2 separate regions of the Homo sapiens genome follow, and region 2 is linked to region 1. The links are chromatin loops, found by intact Hi-C in ENCODE. Cell type or tissue: endothelial cell of umbilical vein. All regions are shown on one strand.

Evidence for each region. Peaks named below come from ENCODE experiments on the same cell type or tissue, not always from the same donor. Only the 100,000 strongest peaks of a DNase experiment are listed, where the experiment ranks them.
Region 2: a loop joins it to region 1, with 5 times the contacts of the local background. A loop is called at or near these places in 3 of 110 quality-filtered maps.

What each region holds. Positions count from the first base shown.
Region 1 is chr6:113,014,641-113,022,640 of GRCh38, reverse strand. No RefSeq gene overlaps it. Among named protein-coding and RNA genes, the nearest start is that of LINC02518, 410 kb to the left of the region's middle. In endothelial cell of umbilical vein, no CTCF peak of the experiment used is centred here; a DNase peak (open chromatin) is centred at 3,620; H3K27ac peaks cover 1,763 bases.
Region 2 is chr6:113,097,984-113,105,983 of GRCh38, reverse strand. LOC105377952 (a long non-coding RNA gene) reads left to right here. Exons shown (of 4, transcript XR_942889.1): 2 at 1,555-1,658. Among named protein-coding and RNA genes, the nearest start is that of LINC02518, 330 kb to the left of the region's middle. In endothelial cell of umbilical vein, no CTCF peak of the experiment used is centred here; DNase peaks (open chromatin) are centred at 1,913, 2,053 and 3,003; H3K27ac peaks cover 2,958 bases.

The sequences.
Region 1 (8,000 bases):
GAATAAATCCCACTTGGTCATGGTGTATAATTCTTATTATATATTATTGTGATTTGATTTGCTAATATCTTGTGGAGAATTTTTGCCTCTATGTTCATAAGATATATTGTAGTTTTCTTGAAAAGTCTCTTGTAAATTTTTGGTATTAAGGTAATATTGGCCTTATAGAATGAGTTACAAGTATTGCCTCTGCTTCTGTCTTCTGAAAGAGATTTTATAAAATGGTACAATTTTTTTCCTTATATATTTGGTAGAATTCACCAGTGAACCCCTTCTGGGCCTGGTATTTTCTATTTTGGAAGGTTATTAATTATTTTGACTAAGTTTATTTAATAGATATGTTTACATACACATTGTCTCTTTCTTCTCATTTGAGTTTTTAAAAAATATGTCTCTCAAGGAATTATTTCATTTCATGTAGGCTTTTACATTTGTGGGCATAGAGTTGTTCATAATTTTCATTTATTACTCTTTTAATATGCATGGGATCCTTAACGATAGCCTCTCTTTCATATCTGATATATGTATTTTGTGTTCTGTTTCTTTGCCTAATTAGTGCCTTATCAATTTTGTTGATCTCTTCAAAGAACTAGGTTTTGGTTTCATTGATTTTTGTCTATTTCATATTTTTAATTTTATTGATTTCTGTTCTAATTTTTTTCCTGCTTACTTTAGATTTAATTTGCTCTTCTTTTTCTAGTTTCCTAAAGTGGAAGCTTAGATGGTTGATTTTAGATCATTTTAATTTTTCTAATATATGCATTCAATGCTGTAAATTTTCCTCCAAGCAGTGCTTTCACCGCATCCCAACATTTTTAATGAGTTTTTATCATTTTTGTTTCAAAATATTTTTAAATTTCTCTTGAGATTTTCTGTTTGACTCATGTATTATTTAAAAGTGTGTTGTTTAGTCTCCTAGTATTTTCAGATTTTCTAGCTATTTTTCTGTCACCGATTTCTAGTTTAATTATATTGTGGTCTGAGAGAATTGTACAATTTTTTTAAAACTTGTTAGGGTGTGTTTCATGGCCCAGTATGTGGTCTATCTTAGTGAATGTTCCATGTGAACTTGAGAAGAATGTGTATTCTGCTGTTCTCAGATAGTCTATAAATTCAATTATATTCAGCTGATTGTGTTGTTGAGTTTAACGTCCTTGATGATATTCTGCCTGTTGGATCTGTCCATTTCTGATAGATTGGCATTAAAGTCTCTGTAATAGTGGCTAGTTCAGTTTTTCCCTCAGACTTTTTTGATATTCTATTTTTAGTCACATACACATTAAAGATTATTACGTCTTCTTGGATAATTGGCTTCTTTAGCATGATTTAATGCCCCTCTTTTTCATTTATAACTTTCTTTACTCTGAAGTCTGCTCTATCTAAAATTAATGTAGCTATATTCCCTTTCTTTTGATTAGTGTTAACATAATATACCTTTCTGCATCCATTTCTATGCGTGTTTTAATATTTAAAGTTGATATCTTATAGACAACCCACTTTAACATTGGGCCTTATTATTTGATCCTGTCTGAAAATCTCTGTCTTTTAATTGGTATGTCCAGATCATTGTCATTGAAAATGATTACTGATACAGCTGGATTAATATCTATCATACTTGTTACTGTTTTCTACTTGTTAACCTTGTTCTTTGTTCATGTTTTCACCTTCCACCTTTTTTCTGCCCTTCATGGTTTTAAACAAGCATTTCATATAATTCAATTTTCTCTCAATTCTTAGTATATAAATTATATGTTTAAAAAATTTTTAAGTTAAAAAAACCAAGGTTGCCCTATATTTTGCAATACAGATCTAGAACTAATTGAAGTCCACTTTTGAATAACACTATACTGCTTCATGGGTAGTAGGAGAAACTTATAATAACAAAATAATGCTATTTCTTCCCTCTCATTCCTTATATTATTGTGGTCATTCATTTCACTTATACTAAGCATATACATATGCATAAGCATACATAATTGAGTTAATTGCTGCTATATTATTTTGAATAAACATACTTATTAAATGAATTGTGAATAAGAAAAAAATTAAATTTTTATTTTATCTATACCAATTCTGTCTATAATGTTCCTTCTTTATGTAGATATGAGTTTCTGACTGGTATAATTTTTCTTCTCTTTAAAAAACTTTTTTAAACATTTCTTATAAGGAAGCTCTACTGGCAACACATTTTCTCAATTTTTGTTTGTCTGAGAAAGAAGTCTTAATTTTTTCCTTTAGTTTTTAAAGAGAATTTCATCAGTTACAGAATTCTGAGCTGACGTTTTCTTCTCTCAACACTTTAAATATTTCACTCTACTCTCTTTGTGCTGCATGATGTTTGGGAAGCCAAATGTAATTCTTTTCTTTGCTCCTCTATAGGTAAGATTTTTTTTTCCCTCTGGTTTCTATCAGGATTTTTGGTTTTGATTTTCTACAGTTTGAATACGATGTTCTCAGATGTTGGGGTTTTTATTTTGCTTTGTTTTGAGAATTTTTGGCATTTATCCTACTGTTAGTGTTTTTTGAGCTTCTTGGAACTATAGTTTGGAACACTTATTTTGGGAAAATTTTCAGTGATGAAATATATTTTCTGTTCCTTTCTCTCTTCTTTCTCCTTCTAGTATTCCCACTAACATATGCCATACCTTTCATAGTTGTTCTGCAGTTCCTAGACATTCTGTTCTATTTTTTTCACTCTTTTTATTCTTTGCTTTTTAGTTTTGGAGTTTTCTATTGAGATATCTTAAAGCTTAGAGATTCCTCAGTTGTATTAGTCTAATAAGCCCATCAAAGCTTTCTTCATTTCTGTTACAGTGTTTTTGATTCTAGAATTTATTTTTATCTTCCTTAAAATGTCCATTTCTTTGCTTACATTACCCATCTGTTCTTGCATGTCATCCACTTTATCTATTAAAGGCCTTAACATATTAATCATAATTGTTTTAAATTTCTAGTCTGATTATTTCAACATCCCTGCCATATCTGAGTCTGCTTTTGATGCTTGCTCTGCCTCTTCAAACTGTGGTTTTTTTGCCTTTTTGTATGCCTGGTAATCTTTTCTTTATAGGTGGACACGATATAGTGGGAGAAAGGAACTGATATAAATAAGCCTTTAGTAACACAGTGGCAAGGGAAACAAGGGGAAACACCGTCCTTGTTTCCCATACCTTGCCACTGAATTACTAAAGTCCTACAACTAGGTCTCAGTCATAGTGAGCCTGAACTTCTGGACTGTGAACTTCACAAGTGCTTCTCAGTCCACCCTCCCACCTCATGTAGGACAGAATGGCCAGAGTAACTGGAATTGGGTATTTCCCTTCTCTCCTGTGGAAGGCTAGAGGGGGCTGGAATTGAGTATTTCCCTTCCTCCAAGTGGAAGATTAAAACTGGCTAGCGTTGAGTACTTCCTTTCCTCCATGTTATTTAGGCTCTGATAAAACCAAAGCAGGTTAGGATCTGGTTAAATCATTTCTTTTGAGGGCAGACCTCATTAAGAAGAACAGAATGCTCTGACAAATTTCAAGATTATTCATTTTCCCCTCTCCCTGCCAGGAGCAGGAGGGAATTTGTCTTTGCTATTCACTGTGAGAAACTGGTTGAGTTCCAGGAAGTAAGACTCACAAAAGTGCATGCCCCACCTTCCGTAACTGGTCTCTGAAGTTTTTATGTCTCAGACTTGTCCACACAGAGACTCCGGCAATTTGTTAATTGTGGTTCAGATTTTTCCACCCTGGCTCTGGTTCCTGTGGACATTTGTAATCAGATAAATTGTAGTTCTCTGTATTTGCCTGTCTGACTCCAATTTTGTGGGCAGTGGTTTGCCCTGTGACCTTGCTTCTCTTAGGGATCTAAGATGAGTTGTTGAATTTTAGTTTGTTCGGCTTTTACTTCTTGTTAGGACAGAAGCCTCCAAGCTCCTTATATGCCAGGCCAGAAACAGAAAGTCCCTAAATTCTTTTGATGCCCTATTTCCTCTCTCTGTTGATGCTGCTACTAATTTTACCTTGGCTAGCAAAAAGTACAATCATGCATCGTTTCATGATGGAGTTATATTCTGAGAAACATGTTGTTAGGTGATTTTATCACTGTGCAAATACCATGGAGTATACTCACACAAACTTAGATGGTATAGCCTACTACACACTTAAGCTGTATAGGGTAGCCTATTGCTCCTAGGCCATAAACTGGTACGGTATACTATTGTACTAAATAATGTAGGCAACTGTAAAATAATGATAAATATTTGTATAACTAAAAACAGCTAATTATGGAAAAGATATAGTAGAAATACAGTTTTATAATCCTATGTAACCACCATCCTTTATGTGGTCTGTTTTGACTGAAACGTTATGCAGTGCATGACAGTATATGCAATAGTTTGATAGATATGAAGACTGTTATACATTATATATTTTCCAATATAAAAGTAGTGTTTTATAGATAATAATACAGTCTTATATTGCATGATGCTTCATACATTTATGCAATAAGACATATTCCTTCCTTGATTTTCATGACAAAAAAACTCTGACTTGAAATGAATTATCTCAATTACAAATTAGAAATCTGAGTATTAGTGTGGTTCTCTTATTTTTTCTAGATCACATAGTTGAGTGAAAGGCAGAGTCAGAAATGAACCCTATGTCTCTACTCCTGCAATAAGCTGAACTATATGGCCCACATCATGTTTTAATATTATTTCATTACTTGTATTGGCAGAAAAGCCTTGTCTGCTCTGGCATATTACATTGCAAACATCTACAGGCCACAGATGAATGTATCCGAATCTACTATAGTTTGTTATACCACCAGTAATTCTGGCTAAGAAAGGTAACCGTGAATAATGTTTTAATGCTTGATTCATGAAAGAATATACTATGGCTGTCAGGCAAACTGGATTGTGGTAACAAAAGCATTAATAATCCCCTATTGACAATATTGTTCTAATATTACCAAGAATTCATTCTCCTTCTTAAATCCTTTTATTCCATGGTTCAGCTTATATCGTTATAAATTCTCTGGATTTGGAACAGTTATGCCAGACCTGCTAGGCATTTATAAAAGCTTTCCCTCGCAGACAAAAGTTTGAAGCACATGTTATGAGACAAATGCAAGAAGTACTATGGTATTTGTGAGGTTCAGAATATTAGAAACATATGATCACTGATGACAAACAGACTAAGAAACACTAAAAATGTGCACAACATGCCTGATTTTTGAAAGCTGTAATGAGGGAAAATTGAAAAGTCTTCATTTGTTGCCACTATTACAAAGAATCTTCACACAAAGATGAAAATAACAAAGGAATTTAAGTACACATATAAATACTTAAAATACTTATGGACAAAACAACTATAAAACAATTAAAACCTGTCTATTTTTTTTTTACTATTCTTGAACTATATATTTTTCAATAAATAAAATTATCTTTACCTTTTTGAGACAGGAAAAAGCTTATGTTGCTCAAAAAGTGTTATAGATACTAGATGAAAAAAAGTTTAGAAGAGTAGGTAGAGTTTGTCACCAGTTCTTTTTATTAAATGATAGTCTATAAAGGGAACTAGTGATACAGATGAATAACAATGAGAGATGGCATGCAGAACTAAGTGAGAAAACCTAGCAATAGTTTTAATTTTGTTCAAATGAGCTGCATTAAACATCACTGGTATCTTGTGAAGATCAGCAGATCTTCAGGTTTCTGCAAATCACTACAGCTTGAAACAATCGCTGTCTCCAAATGATTCTCTTCTCTCTGTTCATCTCCAGGTGACAAGTCTTAGCTCCTGCACCTCTGTAATTTTCACTCTCTCCATTACTACTGTCATTGCCTCAATAACTCTTTCTCCAGAGTAATTCTATGCCATACTAAAATAGCAAATAATGTAGCCTCCTAACAAATCTTCCCACAACACCTGCAATCTATTTTACACATCACACTCATACTAATTCTTATGTAGAACAATTCCAATGAAGATATTTTTGGTCTCTAATAAAAAATGGCAACCAAATAAATGGCCTGAGGATGAATTTTGTATAGTCTTGGTATTTTTACCATGCCACTCTGCCAGCTTTTTATGCTGTGCCTCAGTTATGTATGCATGGATTTTAATTGCCTGAGTAGTCTCCAAGCAACACAAGGTGAGGATATATTTCTAATTGGCCTTTCTAGCCACCACATTTGTTGAACACTGAGTGCTTTATTTTTGTCCTAATCCAGGTTAATTCACATGCTTTCCAGCCACAGTTCATTTGCTTCAAATTTTTATTATATTTAAATATTTGACGTCGGGGATAACTTGAGGTATAACGATGGAAAAATCAAGAATTTCCCTTCTTTTCACATTTGTGACATGGCACAAATTTCAGGTACTAGGATTTAGTTAAGTAACTTCAATCTACCAACAACACTGTTTAAATTTCAGTTACCACCGTGTATTACCTGTGTATAATTTCGTAAGGTACAAACCTCACTGCTTGCTCCCAGTCCACAAATCGCTATGTAAATAGCAGAAGCACATCATGATCAGGGACCAATCATGTCACTCCTTTCAACGTCTGCCAGTGATTGGTCACTGCACATATATCACTCAGCTCACCCACAGATAGCCTCCCAGTGACAAACTCATGTGACATTTTACAAAAATGGATAATCAGAAGAAAGAATTGACTAACAAAGATCAAAGTGCAGCAAATAAATGAAAAGTGATGAGGCTGGAAGTGAAATCTATAAATAGAGTTATAAAAAAAATAGCTGAATGTGGAAATGTTTACATGGCTACTGTTGGATAGACTCTAGATCTGCAGCCAGGAGAACTTAGTGAAGGTGAATTCACTGATATATATGAAGAGCTTGGTTGTGACAAACAGAATGACATCTGGCCGGGTGCGGTGGCTCATGCCTTTAATCCCAGCACTTTGGGAGGCCGAGGCGGGCAGATCACGAGGTCAGGAGATGGAGACCATCCTGGCTAACACGGTGAAACCTTGTCTCTACTAAAAATATAAAAAATTAGCTGGGCGTGGTGGTGGGTGCCTGTAGTCCCTGCTACTCGGGAGGCTAAGGCAGGAGAATCGCTTGAACCCAGGAGGCCGTGCTTGAACCCAGGAGGCAGGAGCCGAGATCGCGCCACTGCACTCCAGCCTGAGCTATGGTGAGACTCATCTAAAAAAAAGAAAAAAGAAAAAAGGAATGACGTACTAGAGGAAGTGAGGCCAACAAAATTCTTCACATTAAAGGAATTCTGAGATTTCACAATATTGAAAGCACTTACAAAAAATGTCAAGCATATATCCAAAGTTAGAAGCATAATTCTCTAGGAAAGATAGTAGCTCTCTATCCTGTTTTACAAAAATAAAGCAAGCAATGTTCAAACAACCTTTGATAAGTTTTTCAGAAAGAAATGAAACATTTTATCTTGATGTTTCTAATGGTTTAAATCACAACGTATCAGGTAAATACCAGTTTTACAGGGTTTTTCATGTTTTATATATTTAAAACTGACACTAAGAGGGTTTTTAATGTTTTGACAAAAATTTCTTATAGATCACAGAATAATTGTATTTTTTCCCATTGATTACAAAGATCCTTTTGCAGCTTCAGTTTGTATGATTATTTTCACAGTCCCACACTACTATGCAAAGTGAGAACTGCCTGTGTGTATACATATACATATATCCACACACATATACATACACATATATATGTAAATGTGTATGTGTGTGGTGGTGATATATGTGTGCATTTGGTATTATTACTCTTGGGAAATAAAAATAAGAAATCTTTTAAACTGAAATTTAGATATATAGTTTTAGCAGTCATTCTTAAAATAGCTAAGCCCACAGGAATTTTACAAATTATGAATTACTAAAAAAAGAACTGTCATAAAACCATTATTTTTTAGCATAAAGATTATATTACACAAACTTAATTGGAGCTACCCAGAGATTATCTTTTTAGTCAAAAGATAAAGAGTTTGAAAGTTTGCTTTTCAAGAGACTTT
Region 2 (8,000 bases), 83 kb before region 1:
TTTCAAGGAATACTATTTCTAGACCAAAATAAAACTGAACAAGAGCAACAACAGGAGCTAGATCGTTTTCCTAACTCCCCACATACAAAGTGAGCAAATGAGCAGCTCGAAGGACATACTCATGAAAAGGGTATTGGTTTGGTGTTTAGCAATAGCCCACATGAGTGAGAAGGCTATGAAGCAGAAAAGAAGGCTTGCTTCTTTTTACTGCAGGCCTGTTGCTTTGTATATCATTAGGTTAGAATAGGTGTTCTTTGGCATTCAAGAGTATACCTATTCCCTTGAATACACAAGTGCTTCTCTATGCCATTTCTGATGGCCTTATCAGAACTGTACCAGCTTGGCAGTAGACTTTCAAACATGCCTTGCCATTTGTGGCCTATCCTAGCCTACTTTTGCAAGTAATCAATGATATCTCATTCTTCTTCCATTGCCACCTACCCATCATGCAGTTTCCTGAGCAAATCATGTTCCAGGTTTCATCCATACCATTCTATGCTACATTTTCTATCTAGATACATTTCCTCCATCTTTTCTTCTTCTTTAACTGGCTCCATGTGTTTCTCAATCTTCACTTCTAGGAAGCCTTCCTCTCCTTCCCCATTGTCTCTAGTCGTGGTTGGATACTATTTCTATGTAACTTTCTTTGCCATACCTTTTGTTATATCATTATCTAATTTCCCTTCTGGCCGTATACACTACCAACTTCTTGAGGGAAGTGATGGTGTCTTTTTTGTCTAAGTCTTCAGTGCTAAATAGAGTAATTTTTGAGGTAGTTGTCCTAATATAGAATATTTTACTCCATACGTTAACGTTATTGTGAAATGTAAGCTCAAGAGTTTAATGACTCATGGAATTTTCTGCCCCATTCATAAAGCATCTCTTTCAAGTTCTAATTCCCAAGCCAAGAACTGAGGTGAGTCCATGTCAATATATTTAAACAAAATTTACTTTGGTTACCACCAATTCTAAGTGGTCAGTGGCATTTTTAGAAGATGTTTGCATTTTGGTTACACAAATAGATAACAGAATTTACACTTAAAATATTGCACTTTGTGGAACATAATGGTCAGAGAGATGGCATCGAGGCTTCCGTGGGCTCATTACAGATGCCTGTGGACATCTAATGGTGGTTAGACTACAATTCTGCATTTGACACACACACAGGGTTTTCATGTCCGCTTAAATAATTATAAACAGAAATGTTAGCAAGAAGCTAAAGTGGAACTCATGACACTGAGGTCTTGGAATAATGTTATGCTGGTGAAACATTAGCAGCATGGCTTGGTTTAAGGTTTTGAATACTTGCTACTGCATTCCTCTGATTAAACTAGTTTCACTCATGATATTTATCTTTAGAAGTAGCTACAGCTCTTGCTCTTATATTTCCTTTGGTCTTACAATATTCTAAATCAACAGTATAAATATCATCTTTATTCTCGACCCATAACCAATTTAAACTTTACAGTCATAATAACTTACTCTTTAGATTGGCACTTTTTAACTTTATGGCTTACTATGATAACAATGATTACATTTTTGCCTTCTTTCCAGGTAAAACAATAAGAATTCCAAACGGTATTTGATAAATTATTTACGATACCCTCCATGCACAAGAAATCAATACGAATCATGGGTTCCCTTTTTTACAAAAGCATGTAAGTCCTGGTGATGTTTTATGACTTACTCGTGGTACATGCTCTACAGATCAGTAACAACCAGTAAAGCAACTTGGCAGCTGTATAACTACTTGCAGATTCCTAAACATACCAAACCCAGTGGCAGGCATGGTAATAAATCATTGAGAGTTAAGAACATTTTTTTCTTAAAACATTCCCAAATGGAATTTTCCTTAAATGTAAACTTTTTTAAAAAAGAAAAAGAAACAGTTATAAAGAAGAAAGTCTAATCTCAAACAATAGTTTTATTTATTTCAGTATATTTTTCAAATAATCTATATATATGTGCAGTCGTTTAAATAATATATACCCACACACAACAAAACAAATCATAAGTTCAAGCTGTAGACAGTGAAAACATGTCTTAGTCATATCCCTTCCCTGTCTCTCTTTTTATTCCAAAGTGAACCAGTTACTGGTTTCTTGACTGATAGTTAAGACCTGTGTTTGTGCATTTACACATTTTTCCATGTTTAAAAGATTGAAATTCTTTCTAGTTTCAACTCAAGATTTCCAGCTACTGAAAGAAGGTTGCTATTAGAATAATATCTATTTTCTTTTTAAAGAAAACCACAAATTCTGAGTCACTATCGGTCCTAACCAGTTATTTCCCCTTAAAAGAGAAACAAATTTGTTTTAGTCAAAACTGGCAATACATGTGAGAAACACATAAATATTTAAAGAAACAGCAAATCTGCAAAGTAAAAATACTGATATTGGCTGAACTCTCAAGTATATCTTATGTACAACATTTGATGCCTTTTTAAAAGTTATTCTGGAAAGTCTCTTATAGAGGCCTATTTATGAAGTAAATTTTAATGCTTCATTTTGGAAATACCTAATGTGCTCAACTTCTATGAAAAAGGAAACTATTGTTAACAGTGTTGGAATATTATTTGAAGGATAAAATAAAGTAAAATACAAAGATAATTTCATCTTTCACTTCAGGAAGTGCTCTGATTACTTGTGAACTGTTTTAGTTTTCAAATCTAATGTAAATCCGCAGGCAAAATAGAATATTTATAGAAAATAACAAAGAGGGAGTCATGTTTGTTTTTATTATCTGCTAATGATAAATATTTAGGATCAAGAATTTATTCAGTGAATAACTTGCTTAGGCATATAACTGCATTTTGGAAAATATAGGGCTTAGGAAACTCCTAGAAAAGTACAAATAATTAATTGAAAATCGCGTCTACATCCAATCACAGGGATAAATGGATCTTAGGAAAATTGTAGTTCCCGTGGTCAGGATGTTTTTCATGATGGTGGCAGTTGGCCTCTTGGGAATCTGAGAGATTGTCCAAAAGCTGACTAACAGGAAGACAGAAGTGTAACTGCAGCACAAACAGACAGGAAACAGCTATGTTAAGAAAACATTTGGTAAGGGCTACCACATAGACTTTGTTCAATGCGCTTCCAGGTCATTATTCACAGAAGTTTTCCAAATTTTTATTCTATTTCTCCTATTGTAATTACCATTTCCCCTTGTAAATAATGTTCCTCTTATTATTTTTAACAGCCATATCATTTCAATGGTGTGGGCTGTAACACATTTCTTTCACCATTTTCTTAGTGTTGTTTTCTTCTTATTGAAAACTGCAGTGATATTTTGAATGCAGCTATGTCATGCCAAGAGTAAAAAAGTAAGTGAAATTACTGGATTAAAATGTACAAACTTTTAAATGGTTCTTAATGCATAATTAGATTTTCTTTCCATGCAGGTTTTTTCTACTTACCTTACCACCAGCAGTGTACCAGGTTTACCATCAACTCCCTAATATTGACTGTAATCAAATACAGTTAGTTTTGGCCAGGTGCAGTGGCTTGTGCCTGTAATCCCAGCACTTTGGGAGGTTAAGATGGGTGGATCACCTGAGGTTGGGAGTTCAAGACCAGCCTGGCCAACATGGAGAAACCCCATCTCTACTAAAAATATTTTTATTGGCCCGCACCTGTAATCCCAGCTACTCAGGAGGCTGAGGCTGGAGAATTGCTTGAACCCAGGAGAAAGAGGTTGCAGTGAGCCGAGATTGCGCCACTGTACACATGTATGTCCAGTTACTTTTTGACATATATGCCAATAGAATTCAATGGGGTAGGAAAAAACTTTTCAACAAATGATCGTGTAACCACTGGTTATCCTTATGTTTAAAAAAAAAAAAAAATCCAATACCACTGCCCTCCAGCCTGGGCCACAGAGCTAGACTCCTTCTGAAACAAAACAAAACAAAACAAAACAAAACAAAACAAAACAAAACAAAAAAAACGAAAACAAAACAAAAGCAAAAACAACAAAAAAAATACATTCGGCTTTTACCTTGATGGAAAAATGATGCATCTTTTTAATATAAGTTTTTTTCCCTATGGAAATTATCAACTTTGTAAACAATTTTTTTAAAAATCTGTGTGTTAACAACTAAGATCTTAATTATTTTCTAATAAATTCTTTATAAAATGTAACTATTGACATTTGTGTTCATGGTAGTTTATGAACACATTTTTCTCATGCCTTTTTAAATTATATTTTTCCCTGATAGAAGTTTGACATTTTTATTTATTATAATTGAATAACCTTTTAGTTTGTAATTTTCTTTATCATTTTAGGCCCAGAAAGATTTTTATTGCTAGAGATTAACTAAATATTCAATCAGATTATTTTGAGTAGGTTTTTAAAATTAGTTTTATACACTTTGGGAGGCCGAGGCAGGCAGATCACCAGGTCAGGAGATCGAGACCATCCTGGCTAACACAGTGAAACCTCGTCTCTACTAAAAATGCAAAAAATAAGCCAGGCGTGGTGGTGGGCGCCTGTAGTCCCAGCTACTCGGGAGGCTGAGGCAAGAGAAGGGCATGAACCTGGGAGGCAGAGCTTGCAGTGAGCCAAGATCTTGCCACTGCACTCCAGCCTGGGCGACAGAGCGAGACTCCGTCTCAAAAAATAATAATACTAATGATAATTTTATATAATAAATTGTTAAAAATTGCTAATATTAATTTTGTTTTGGTGTAATCTGTGAATCAATCTTCCTCAAAATTTACGCAATTATAATTAAATTAAAAGTTAGTAAATAACTTTTTGTTGCCCATTGTTTAGAATGCTTACTTTATCATAAATCAAATAACACATAATAAAATTATTTTCATAATTATTTCCTAAAATTTTTTGTGACTCATTGGTACCTATGTGTGATAATATTCTGAAGTTTTAATTATTTTGCTTTATAATCAGTTGTAACATGTGCAAAATCTTTTCATCCTAAGAAGGTTTTCACAGAGCAAGGTTTTAATTTTGATGAAATCCAATTTATCAAAATTTTCTTTTATGGTTTGTGATGTTAGCATCAAGTCTGAGAACTCTGTCTAATCTTAGATCCTAAATATTTTCTCCTACATTTTTCCAAAAAATTTGGTTTTACATTTTGTGCTTAAGTCTGTGATCCATGTTGAGTTAATTTGTGTACTGGGTGTGAGACTTAAGTTTATTTTTTGCAAATCAATGTTCAATTACTGCAATCTTTTTTTGCTGAAAAGACTTTCCTTCATTGAATTGCATTTTCGCCTTTTTCAAAATGTAGTTAGAAATATTTGTGTGGATCTATTTTTGAGTCTCTACTTTGTTACATCAGTGTGTCTGTCCCTCACTCAACATGACAGTTTCAATTACTGTAGCTATGTTTCCAAATTGTTTTAGCAATTCTTGTTTCTTAGCTTTTCTATATAAATTTTATAGTAACTTTGTCTACATCTAAGAAAATTCTTTTTTGATTCGGATAGGAATTTTGTTAAATTTGTGGAAGACATACATTCTGTACATATTTTCTTAAATTTAAGCCTAAGTATCACATTCTTTGAGCCTTTGTAAAAGGTATTGTATTTTTTATTTTGGTTTTCACATGAACATTGCTAGAATATTAAATTATGATTGATTTTTGCATTTCAATCTTATAGCCTCTGACCTACTAAACTCACTTATTAGTTCTAAAAGATTTTATGTAGATTCCTTGGTGTGTTCTATATAGACAATATGTCATTTGCAAATATACGGATTTATTCCTTCCTTTCTGACCTGTATGTCTTTTATTTCCTTTTCTTTCCTTATTACTGTAGCTAGAACCTGCAGCACTATATTAAGTAAAAGTGGTAAGAATACAAATCCTTGCTTTGTCTTCAACCTTAGAGTAAAGCAGTCTTTCACCAAGAAGCATAATATTAGCTATAAGTATTATATACATGACTTCATCACATTAAGGAAGTTTCCCTCTATTCTTAACTTGCTGAGCATTTTTCTCATGAGTATGTTTTGAATTTTTTTAGTTTTTTTACATAAATTGAAATGATCATGTGAGTTTTCTTCTTTAGTTTGTTAATATGGCAGAGTACAGTGATTTTTTAATTTAAACCAGCTTTGCATTCCTGGGATACAAATCAATTGGTCAAGGTGTATAATATTTTACATACTGCTGAATTCTATTTGGTAATATTTTGTTAAGAATTTTTGTGTCTATATTCAGGAGGGATATTGGTCTGTAGTGTTCTTTGTTTTACTGTGTTTGTCTGATTTTGGTAGTAGGGAAATACTAGTTTCATAAAATGAACTGGAAAGTATTCCCTCTTCTTTTATTTTCTAAAAGAGATTGGGTAGAATAGGCATTAACTCTTCTTTGAAAGTTTTGTAGCATTCTCTGGTAAAATTATCTGGGACTAGAGATTTCTTTTTGGTGATTTTTTTTATTACAAGTTAAATTCTGGGTGACTTGTGGTACTGCATATATTTGAATGCTATTCCATTTCATCTACATTGTCAAGTGTATGTGTGAATTCAAATTATTCATGGTATTCCTTTATTATTAATTTGATGTCTAAAGAGTGTGTGGTGGTAATCTCCTGTGTTACTTCTGATAGTGGTAATTGTATCTTCTCCTTTTTTATTTGTTAGTCTTATTAAAAGTTTGTCAATTTTATTGATCTTTCCAAAGAACCAGCTCTTTCCGTGTTCTTTTAATAGAGATTTCTTTTATTGAGTCTATTGTGTTTCTATTTTCAACTTTTTTGATTCTTGCTCTTATATTTCCTTGCTTCTGTTTGTTTGGGTTTATTTTGCTCATCTTTTTCTAAGTTCTTGAAGTAGGGCCTTAAATTATTGAGACATTTTCCCATTTCTAATGTAGTCCCTTAGAAGTTTGACATTTTTATTTATTATAATTGGATAACCTTTTAGTTTGTAATTTTCTTTATCATTTTAGGCCCAGAAAGATTTTTATTGTTAGAGATTAACTAAATATTCAATCAGATTATTTTGAGTAGGTTTTTAAAATTAATTTTATATAATAAATTGTTTTAAATTGCTAATATTAATTTTATTTTGGTGTAATTTGTGAATCTATCTTCCTCAAAATTTAACTAACCAATTATAATTAAATTAAAATTTAGTAAATAACATTTTGTTGTACACTGTTTAGAATCCTTACTTTATCATAAATCAAATACTTAACACATGATAAATTATTTTCATGAATTTTTTTGTGGCTCATTGGTACGTATGTGTGATAATATTCTGAAGTTTTAATTTTAATTTTAATAAGTTTACCTTTCAGCATTCCTTTAGCTACCTATTTAATCCATGGACTATTTAGAAGTGTGGTTGTTTCCAAGTGTTTGGAGATTTTTTTTTAATCTTCCTGTTATTGATTTTTCATTTGATTCCATTGTTCTCAAGAATACTTTGTATATGAATTTTCATTATTTTAAATTTTTTGTTTTATGGCCCAGGATATGAGTTATCTTGGTATACATTTCATGGTCACTTAGAAAGAATATATACTCTGCTGCTATTTGTTTTGGTGTTCTGGAAATGTTGATTATACACTGCTAGTTAATGATGCTGTATTTTTGTATATCCTTGTTGATTTTTTGGCCTAGTTCTAACAACTGCTTAGAGAGAGATATTGAAGTCTCCAAATATAATTTTGTATTTGTCCATTCATCTTTTCATTTCTGTAAGTGTGGGTTTCATATATTTTTCAGCTCTGTTTTTTTTTGTGTGTGTGTGCATACAGCTTAGAATTGCTATGTATTTGTTGGTGGAATGACCTCTTTCTTAAATTATATAATGTCCTCCCTACCTTTGGTAATTTTCTGCAGTTTGTATGGTTTGGCTGTGTCCTCACCCAAATCTGAGCTTGAATTGTAATAATCCCCATGTGTCAAGGGCAGGGCCAGGTAGAGATAATTGAGTCATGGGGGCAGTTTTCCCCATACTGTTCTTGTGGTAGTAAATAAGTCTCAAAAGACCTGATGGTTTTACAAATGGAAGTTCCC